Linked DNA regions of Homo sapiens: region 2 is linked to region 1. The links are chromatin loops, found by intact Hi-C in ENCODE. Cell type or tissue: CD4-positive, alpha-beta T cell. All regions are shown on one strand. Links, peaks and the distances in the headings refer to the core of each region. The heading gives the core; the rest is flanking DNA. Region 1 holds the start of LOC124901099 (a long non-coding RNA gene). Region 2 overlaps KCTD16 (potassium channel tetramerization domain containing 16).

Region 1 (5,384 bases), core at 265-5,264:
CAAAGGAAACTGGAGGCTACTGGGAAAGCTCAGGGATCCTGGGCCATGGTCTTCCACTCTGATAACCAATTCATTCTCCTCATCTGCCCTAAAGTTTCCTGTTCACACAGAGAGAGTCAGAGGTAGGGGGCATGGATAGGGGAGAGAGTAAAATCTTTAGTCTTCAAGTTCCTTCCTACTCATTGGCTCATATTCTGAAGTTTATCCAGTTTTGTAGCTAATAGGAAGGAGGGGAGCCTGGCTGGGCAAAGGGAAACAGAGAAGCCATCTGTCAAGGGCACCGCACAGCCACAGGGAAGCTGGGGAGGGGGTACCTGAAAGATCCCATTGGCAGCAGCTCATGGGCACTGCACAGACACACGGAAGCTAGGGAGGGAGTTACCTAAAAGATCCCATTGGCAGCAGCTCTGTTTCTCCCGATTTCAAATCAGAGCCAACTCAAGAGGGAGGGACATGCTTCCAAGCAGTGAAGCTGGGGCCAAATGTCTACAGGGATGCTTCGTGAGGCACCCCCAAAGCAAGGATCTTGGCCTTCTGTTCCTCCACATGAGCTCCAGGTAAGTTTATGATGGGACAGATTACAACTTCAAACATCAAATGTGGTCGGCCGCAGCGGCTCACACCTGGAATCCCAGCACTTTGGGGGTCTGAAGTGGGCAGATCACTTGAGGTCAGGAGTTCGAGATCAGCCTGGCAAACATGGCAAAACCCCATCTTTACTAAAAATACAAAAAACTAGCTGGGTGTGATGGCTCATGCCTGTAGTCCCAGCTACTTGGGAGGCTGAGACAGGAGAATCACTTGAACCTGGGAGGTGGAGGTTGCAGTGAGCCAAGATTGCGCCACTGCACTCCAGCCTGGGCCACAGAGTGAGACTCCATCTCAAAAAACAAACAAAAACACAAATAAAAAACCTCATCAAATGTGTTAAAAGCATGATGTTGGTCTCTCTTTGAGAAGCGTAATAGTATGTGAATGCACATCCCCTGAGGCCTCCATTTCCCAAGGTCTTCTTGTCCTCAGGTTCACAGATCTAACCTACTAGTATACTCCCTTTCTTCTCGAGTTTTCCCCAGTGGCTTTCTTGAGTTCTGTCTTGGTCCTGTCCATTCTTAATTCTCATTCCCTGATTCAATGGTAGTGTCTCGCTTGCTCCTGGGTGAGTTCCCGGAAAAGAGCTGTATAATCCTTGAGCTGATAAACTGAGTAGTGAATCACCATGACAAACCCCTGTTAACTTTAAAACCACCTGTAAAGCTATGACGGCACAATCTATACCCCTCCTGGAGTCTTCCTCTTCTTTTGGGATCACGGGAATTGGAGGTGAAAGGGAAGAGTTTTAAAATGTTTAGGAGAAGGGAAAGCAGCAGCACATTGAGAACTGAACATTCTAAGAAGCTGGTTCTTTAAGAACTTACAGACGCACACAAAATTTGAAAACTAGCTTGTCCACATTTCTAAAGCCTCAGAAGATGTGGAGAAAAAGAAGTAAAGAGCACAGCAACTGACTCATCTCTTTCTGGCCTGATATCTTGGGGGTACCAAGAAATACACCTGAGAAGAAAGACAAAAACTCGAATGCCTGACCCCACTTATTTAAATCCTGAGCTTCATCTTACTACTAAGTAGGCATTCTTTGAAAAACTCATTGCCTGGAGATGCTCTTCCCATCTCCAAATCCAAAGCCCAAGGGATGCTTAAAAACACATAAAGACTGAACACCACTGATGTGTCGTGCCCACCAACAGGACAGCAGAGAGCAAGGCCATAGAAATGTCTTCTCTTTCCTTCAGGCCGAAGCGGGGACAGTGACCTTGACTCTCTTCAGCTTTGCCTCCCCTCTCTCCCTCTTAAACATACTTCTTCAGCAATCAAAGCCTAAGTGTGTGAGCAACTAACTTAAAGAATATCAAATATAAAACTTTGCCATATAGTATTTCAAATCACTCTATTTACAAGTTTATCTTTTCAAAAAAAAAAAAGTAAAAGATACAGTAATTCAACACAATTCAAGTTTTTCTTTTCTTCTTTAAAGTTCCCTAACAAGGAATTCCAGAAACAGGAAACACTCTGAAGCAACGCTGCCATCCAAGGGGCTCCTGGGGAGCTTGACGGTCCATCGGTTTGTAGTTTGTCTAGAGTCACCCTTGCAATGACATTCACATGTGGAAGATACGGATAACTCTGTTGTTTGCAGGCCAAGTGAATTTGAAATCTCCAGGTAGTACTTCCCCATCCAAGACAGTCTTCCACAAGATCCAGCCTCTTTTCACCAGCAAATTCCCTTTTTCAGAGGGTACTCATCCCACCCTCCAACCTTGGGTTTCTTCCTGAATCACAATGGCCTATATTAGTCTCAAGCCTTGAAAGACTGAGAAATAATTCCCTTTTTCAGAGTGGCAGTGAACATAGATGTGCTTTTAAACTATAGGCCATACGGTTAGCCTAGGAATTAACCTTGAAAACCACCACAGCACCAGTGTTCAGCAGCCCAGAGTAGGGCAAGGGGGCTGGCCAGTGGTGGGTTAGAGGCAGGCAAGGGTGGGAGCAGAGATGGGTGAATGGGAGGACATGGGGAAACCAGTCAGATGGCATCACCCATTGGGAGGCAGCATCTTACCCTTTAAAAAACAAACATCAGTTGCATGGAGGAACAGAAATATTAAGACTATGTAATTTAATCTCAAGAGGTTACTAGGGTGTGCTCCAAATATATTCCGATGCTGCTGAAATTAATCAGAAAGGGAACAGTTCCCAGCTACTATCCCATCTGCCTCAAGTAGACCACCCTAATTCCTTGATCCTGTGCTTCAAGTTGTTAGAAAACCATTCAAAAAAAGTGTACCAAAAAGGGGAGAAAAAAAATGTGTCATGCAAAGAGGATGTGTTATTTTATTTTTTTGGTTTGGTTTTAGAGTAGGTTGGGTTGCCGTGGTTACTAGGCGATGGATGGCAGCCCTTGGTGGCAGAGAGGTTCCTAGCCTGGGAGGGAGAAACGCAGGGTGTGTGTGTTCCCGTGCATGAGAAGACTGGATTGTATCTCACTGATGACAGGCCAACGGCTGCTTTAGAGATGGTGAGAGATTGGATCTTATATAAACAGTGTTTTAACCCTCTTCATCCTGCATGCAAACAGATCCAGCTGCCTGTAGCACTTTAAGTCTCAAGTACTGAGAGGTGGGGTAGAGAGAGTGCCTATTGTAAACAAAAGCAATGGATCCAGCCTGGATCTCAGCGCCAATTTCTTCACCCAGCCCCAGCAGGCTTAGCTACACAGTGTGCTCTCAGGGACTATTTCTATCTGACTTCCTCTTTCTGAAGGTTGGGCGTTTGGACCGTTGAAACAAAATGAGTGCCCCCTATTCAGGGTACTCATGAGAAAACGGCTTTGCAAGTCTTCCTCTTAGTTATCAAATGCTCTCCTCTGCTGATTGACTTCTTTTCTTGCAGTACTGATGCATGTTGGCTGAGATGATCATGGAGATGAGTGACACCAGAGCTCACAGAAACATTCATGTTGACAGGTAGCAACAGAGTCAGTCACGCTGCATTTCTCAGTGGCAAAGAGAAATGGCCTCGACACTGGAATCAGCAGTTGTCATGGATACCATGTAAAGCTCAGCAGTTCTGCTGGGGCCCACGGTTAGAGGAACTCCACGTAATTCTCAGGGATGAGGCCAGTCTTTCCGTTCAGAGTCCCCTCCAACCAGCCAGGCTCCTGAGATGGGTGAACTGTACAGGAAGGGGAGAGAAAGCGAGAAGAGATGGCATTACAGATAGAGCAGGCGGCAGATGTGTGTGTGGGGTGTGTGTGTGTGTGTGTGTGTGTGTGTGTGTGTGTGTATGAAGGAAGCTTGGACAATGAGTACAATCACTTATTAAGTTACATCATTCTAGAAGTTTAAACCAAAGGTTCTGAACCTTTTGTGGAATATAAGCCTTCTGATGAAAGCTGTCCTGAACTTTCTTTACAATGAAAAAGGAAACAGACACAGACATACAAAATTTTGTGTACAATTTTAGGGGTTTCACGGATTTTCTGAAGCTCCTGGTTTAAACTACAAAGAAGTGACAGATTCCTACTCTTGTTAGAGGGCAACAGTTGTCCTGGTCCATCCATACATGTATCCATCCTTCCATCCTTCCTTCCTTCCTTCCTTCCTTCCATCCATCCACCCACCCACCTGCCCAGTATCAACTATGTACTCAGTGCAGTGCCCATGGAAGACTGCTAAGAACTACTCTTTAAAGATATCCAGCTTCTAGAGGCTGGGCCTGGTGGTTCACGCCTGTAATGCCAGTACCTTGGGAGGCTGAGGCAGGTGAATTGCTTTAGCCCAGGAGTTTAAGAACAGCCTGGGCAACATGGCAAAACCTTGTCTCTACAAAATATACAAAAACTACCTAGGTTTGATGGAGCGTGTCTGTAGTCCCAGCTACTTGGAGGAGGGGGAGTGCCGAAGCGGGAGGATCGCTTGGGCTCAGCAGGTCGAGGCTGCAGTGAGCCGTGATTGCACCACTGCACTCCAGCCTGGGCGACAGAGCAAGACCCTGTCTCAATCAATCAATCCAGCTTCTTGTCATCATCTTACTTTCCTTCAAATCCTTACCCCCTGCTTCTAATTTCCTTGCAAATTTTCTGGGGTTTTTTTTTTTTTTTTTTTTGGTTGCTGTCATTTTGAATAGCCTTTGAATAGCCATTTCTCTGTTTCACTCACACCCTTTCTTAGTTTTCTTTCCTGTTCTCTAGATTTCCCCCTCCTCTATATACCAGTTTGAAAATTCTTCTCTTCCTCCCTCTATTGCCCTTTGATTTTTCAGTATCCAAAGAATATATATCTACTTTTGTGACATCATGATCCATCTCCATGGAAACCATTGTGATATTATAAAGATTATCTAAAATCCAGCTGAGTCTGCACAGTAGTCAATAGCAGGAAGGAAGAGAGAAGGAATCATGGGACTAAGAGGTGGGGGATGTTCATGCTTGTCAACTGAAGATGTACAGATCACTCTGCAGTGAGGCAGGACATTTACTCTTAATGTGTTAGGAAAACTCCAATTTTCCAAGATTATTTGGAGAGAATAGATTTTCCCCTATTCCCTTCCTGGGCTAATTAAATGACTTCCTGAGCTTGTTTTAGAAAAGCATTTCCGCTCCGACACTGCTACAGAATTCTAGTTTCAGTTTGTAGGGAAAGACGCAAGAACAGAAACCAAAGGAGACAAATGGGAGGCAGCAAAAGAATCAGCCTTGAGGCTTCCAGAAGATCAGTGTCAGTCAACTTTGGGTACACCTTGAGTGCCTCCTTAGGAAAAGACAAGGTTAAACATCTATTAGTTGGCCTCCAAAGTTGGCCAATTTCAGATCACTAAGCTTCAGG
Region 2 (5,384 bases), core at 233-5,232, 960 kb before region 1:
ATATAAATAAAATAAATGCAATGCTTATGATGATGAATAGTTCTGACTGGCAGCATGTACAATTTTTTATTTAAACTTTAAACCAATTCCCTTAGGCTCTGAACAGGGACAATAAGCCATTAGTTTTTTTTTTTTTCTTTTTTTTTTTAAAAAAAATGAGATCTAGCACAAACTTCGTAGAATATACTTCATATTTACATATTTCTTTCTTACATAACTGTAGACTTTAGATGCTAGTGTAAACTCTAATTGTTTTCTGGGTTGGCCATATGAGAGTCTCTGCTGTCTTTCCTGGTAGCAAACATCAAGCATAACTGATGAATTATTCTGTTTCTTTTGTGGGCCACAGTTTCCATATGTGACAAGTAAGCTACCTTATGATATGAATGATAGATTATAGAAGAGGCTCTGAAGACAGCCTGGTGTTCAAATGTTAGAATACAGAAGAGATTCTGAAGCTCACTTGGAGTTCAAATCTTGACTTCATCAACTGGGTCACCTAGGGCAAGTTATCATATTCCCTTCCAGGTACACCCAGAAACTTTTGCACCTCAGGTATCTTACCAGTAAAACAGGATGATAATAGCACTTGACTTAGAGAGTTCTTGTGAGGATTAATTGAGCCAATACATGTAAAATACTTAGGACAGCATTTATTATATAGTAAGTACTAAATTGATGTTACCTATTGTTATTATCTTTTTATTACTCAAATCATTCATGACAAGAAAGGGGTTTTTTTTTAATCTTAGTAATTTCACTCATGTATTTATTCCTAATGCAAAAAAGCTCCCTATCTCCCAAGAAAACAATAAAATGTAAATGGGTGTCTAGTAATACTGCATGAGAATTATCCCTCCCCTACTCCAGGTTTCTGTGCTTCAGGCTGTATTGCTGTCACCCTTGCTCCAGGTACAGGTGCATGACTTACTTGGGTAGACTGGTCACAGCATTTTATACTCCCTGCCACCATTTTTATTACAGCAATGGACATGAAGCTCAACCAGAGCCAAAAAAGATGTGATTTGGGAACATTTTCTGGGACCATTAAGATATATGATATTGTTTGAGCCACTGAATTCAAACAAATCTGAAGCTAGCTGTACCCTAGACTTGGCATCCACTGAGGCAATGAGTATCTTCCTACAATGCTATCAATTTGCATTTAATTTTCTGTTGTCTGAAATACAAACTTATACAGAAGAGGTGTCCAATAACAAAGATGTAGGTGATATTTTAAAAGACTGAGTAGGTGTCAGAGAGGCAAAATAATGTTGTGGTTAAGTGCATAGACTCTAAATCAACTTCCTAGGTACCCATCCTCACTCTACTGCTCAGCAGCCATTTGACTTTGGACAAGTCACTTACCTCTCTCTGCCTCTGTCTTCCTCTGCAAAATGAAGATAGTTAACAGTATCCATTTATAAGGAAGTTTTGAGGAGTAAATTAGTTAATATATGTAAGATATTTAGAACAGTGCCTGACACATAATAAGAGCAAGTTTTGGTTATTATTTTATATTTATTACTGAGATCTGAAATAATGGTGATGTAGTTTATCAAAAAGAACAAGGGAAATGGCTCTTACCATGTTGCTAACTAAAATTTTTCTGTAGACAGAGGAAGTAACTGATTAATTAAATGCACCTCTTTGTAGCAAAGGGCTTGAATAGACATTACTCCAAAGAATTTATACAAATGTCCAACAAGTGTATGAAAAGATGCTCAACATCACTAATCATCAGGGAAATGCAAATAAAAACCATAATAAGATATCACCTCACACTCACCAGCATGGCACTACAAGAAGGAAGAAAGAAAATAATAACAAGTGTTGGCTATCGTATGGAGCAATTAGAACCTTTGTGCACTGTTGGTGGGAATGTAAAATGGTGTTGCCACTATAGAAAACAGTATGGCAGTTTCTCAAAAATTAGAAATAGAATTACCATATGATCAGGCAATTCTACTTCTAAGTATATATCCAAAAGAATTGAAATCAGGGTCTCAAGTGGATATTTGTACACCCACATTCATAGGAGCATTATTCCTAAGAGCTAAAAGATGGAAGCAACCCAAGTGTCCATCAGTGATAAACAGATAAACAAAATGTGCCATAGACTTTAACATGGACGAACCTTGAGGACATTATGCTAAGTGAAATAAGCCAGTCATAAAAAGAATAATACTATATACAGTAGTCAAATGCATAGAAATAGAAGTAGAATGGTGTTTGCCAGAGCTGGGGTGGGAAGTTTAATGGAGATAGAATTTCACTTTGCAAGTTTAAAAAGTTATAGAGATTAGTTTCACAACAATGTGAATACACTTAACAACACTGAACTGTATACTTAAAAATAGTTAAGACAGCAAATTTTATGTTACATGGTATTTTACCAAGTTAATAATAAATAAAAATTGAATTTTAAAAAGTACGTCTTTATAGTTCTGTAGGCATCACAGTACCTGATTAAGCTGGTACTAATATTGAATGAATAAATGAATGATAATGTAACAAACCTAATGACAAAACAAGTAAAGGGTGAGGTAGTTCAAGGAGTTGAAATTGTCACGAAGTAAAGTAGAATCAAGTATCAAGCACTATGTACAAGATTTATGGTAAAGATAAAACATACTACATAGTATTATGTAAAGCATGAAACCTATAAATATAAGTTCTAGCCTTGATTCATTTATACTTTTATTTATAACATATAGCAAATATTTACTAAGCACCTACCATTTGCTAGGCACTATTCTTGTTCATCAATGAACAAAAATGCCCTGTCTTCCTGAGGCTTATTTCTAGTAGGGTAGGAGAAGGCAGCAATATACAATTTCTAGTTCTAGCTGGATGTGTGACACCAGACTAGTCCCGCGAGTTTTCTGGGGCTTAGTTTCCTCATGTATAAAGCAATGTGCATGTGGCAGAGGAACAGAATGGTACTTTTCCTTCTTATATTCCACAAGATTTGAAAATTATTTTTAAATATGGGACAAGGCCATAAAAAGCCACTAGGGGGCAAAATGAGCATGGAATAAACATTTTACTGATGTGAAATTGTAGAGACGAAAAGGAGAGTCATCCTTTATGCATCATTAAAAAAATAAGCAAACAGCAAATGTTGTGCATCATTATAGGTAGAGAAAGAGCACTACGGAATAGTTATCCAACTGTGTTTTATTCTATGAGTAAATTATTTTATTTTGAGACCATGTTTTTATAGGGAAGAACAGTGTGCAAGAAGCAGAATACTCCACTAGTAATTGAATAACATTTCTAAATGTATGTAATAACAGTAAAACCATATCCACAGAAACACAAAACACCAATAAGTAGATTCAATACTGAAGTAGCCCTTTACTTACATGTTAGGATCTAATATATATTTAGAATTCTTTCTTTCACGTTTATTTTGCTTTGGTCTTACTCCCACTCTTTTATTTTTTTTTTTTATGTTTCATTACATAAAGTTAAGGTGTACAACATGACTTTTTATATACATGTACATAGAGAAATGATTACAAGTAAGCAACTTAACATATCCATCATCTCACAAGATACTCTGTGTATGTATATGTGTTAAGTAACAACAAACAATAATAACAAAGAAATAATAATAACAAACATAACTGGGAGTGAAGAAAGGTAAAAGGTAATTAAGATCACAATTGTACTTAATCTTAAGAAACTTTTTCTTTAACCTGTCTCTGTCTGTCTTTCTCTCTCTCTCTCTCTTTCTCTCTCTCTCTCTCAGACAGGGATCTCCCTGTGTCAGCCTAGGCTGGAGGGCAATGGCACCATTATGGCTCACTGCAGCCTCAATCTCCCGGGCTCAAGCAATCGCTGGTGTGTGTGTGGTAAAAGCACCTAAAATCTACTCTTTGAAAATGTCCATTATGCAATAGTATATTATTAACTATCACCTTCATAGCCCTCCTGCTGTATTTTGGATTTCAAGATGTGCTAATCCTCATAACTGCTACTTTGTACCCTTTGACCTACATATCTCAATCCCTTCTTCCCCTGGCCTATGGTAACCATCATTCTATTCTGCTTTTGTATATTTAAAGGGCTTTGTTTCTCTGTTTGCTTTTAGATTCCACATATGTTTTAGTCTGTTTTCTACTGCTATAACAGAATGCCACAGACTGGGTACTTTATAAGCAATAGAATTTTATTTGGCTTATCATTCTGGAGGCTGTGAAGTCCAAGAGCATGGTGCTGGCACCTGGCAAGAGTCATCCATGCCAGAAGGTGAAGGGGGGAAGTGACCACACAAGACAGAGAAATGAATGGGGATAACCTTATTAGGAGCCCACTCCTGCCATAACTAACATAATCCTGCGATAACAGCATCAATCCCTTCATGAGAGCTTAACTCTAGTGGCCTGATAACTTTTTTTTTTTTTTTTGAGATGGAGTTTCACTTTTGTTGCCCAGGCCAGAGTGCAGTGGCGCGATCTCAGCTCACTGCAACCTCCACCTCCCAGGTTCAAGCTACTCAGCCTCCCAAGTAGCTGGAATTACAGGCACGTGCCACCACGGCTGGCTAATTTCTGTATTTTTAGTAGAGATGGGGTTTTGTCATCTTGGCCAGCCTGGTCTCAAACTCCTGACCTCAGGTGATCCACCTGCCTCAGTCTCCCAAAGTGCTAGGATTACAGGCATGAGCCACCGTGCCCTGCCCTGATCACCTCTTAAAGGCCTCACCTCTTAATACTGTTACAATGACCATTCAGTTTCCAACACAACAACTTTTTGATGGACACATCCAAACCACAGCAACATACAAAGGAAATCATGCAGTATTTTCCTATGTCTGCTTTATGTCACTTAACATAGTGTCCTCCAGTTTCATCCATGTTGCACAAATGGCAGAATCTCCTTCTTTACAAAAGCTGAATAATATTCAATTATACACACAAACACCACCACCAACAACAAATTTTTTATTCAATCATCCACTGATGGACATTTAGGTTGTTTCCATATCTTAGCTATTTTGAAAAATGCTGCAATGAACATGGGAGTGCAGGTATCTCTATAAGGTGCTGATTTGATATCCTTTGGCTATATAGACCCAAAAGGGAATTGCTGTGTAGATACTGCTACTAACCAACATAGGCCTCTCAGATTACACAAGAACGTTCACTATTCTTTGTTTTGTTTTGTTTTGTTTTTCAATTACATCCCATTGAGAAGTGGTGGTTTTAAAAACATGTTTAAAAAATATTTGAAAATCTTTGCATAAAAAGTTGCAGTATAGGCTGGGCACGGTGGCTCACGCCTGTAATCCCAGCACTTTGGGAGGCAGAGGCGGGCGGATCATGAGGTCAGGAGATCGAGACCATCCTGGCTAACACAGTGAAACCCCGCCTCTA

Evidence for each region. Hi-C counts contacts between places; a loop is a spot of excess contacts. Peaks named below come from ENCODE experiments on the same cell type or tissue, not always from the same donor. Only the 100,000 strongest peaks of a DNase experiment are listed, where the experiment ranks them.
Region 2: it touches region 1 in a loop (4-fold over the local background); 3 of 110 quality-filtered maps call a loop at or near these places.

Annotation. Positions count from the first base shown.
Region 1 is chr5:143,220,706-143,226,089 of GRCh38, reverse strand. ARHGAP26 (Rho GTPase activating protein 26) reads right to left here. Exons shown (of 23, transcript NM_001135608.3): 23 at 1-3,732. The coding sequence ends at 3,644. LOC124901099 (a long non-coding RNA gene) reads left to right here and starts at 4,667. Exons shown (of 2, transcript XR_007058981.1): 1 at 4,667-5,384. In CD4-positive, alpha-beta T cell, for the core only: no CTCF peak of the experiment used is centred there; DNase peaks (open chromatin) are centred at 2,559, 2,989 and 3,629; H3K4me3 peaks cover 742 bases; H3K27ac peaks cover 3,058 bases.
Region 2 is chr5:144,181,117-144,186,500 of GRCh38, reverse strand. All of the region lies in intron 2 of KCTD16 (potassium channel tetramerization domain containing 16), which reads right to left. Among named protein-coding and RNA genes, the nearest start is that of KCTD16, 13 kb to the right of the region's middle. In CD4-positive, alpha-beta T cell, for the core only: CTCF peaks have their summits at 2,810 and 3,013 (motif pointing right); a DNase peak (open chromatin) is centred at 3,030.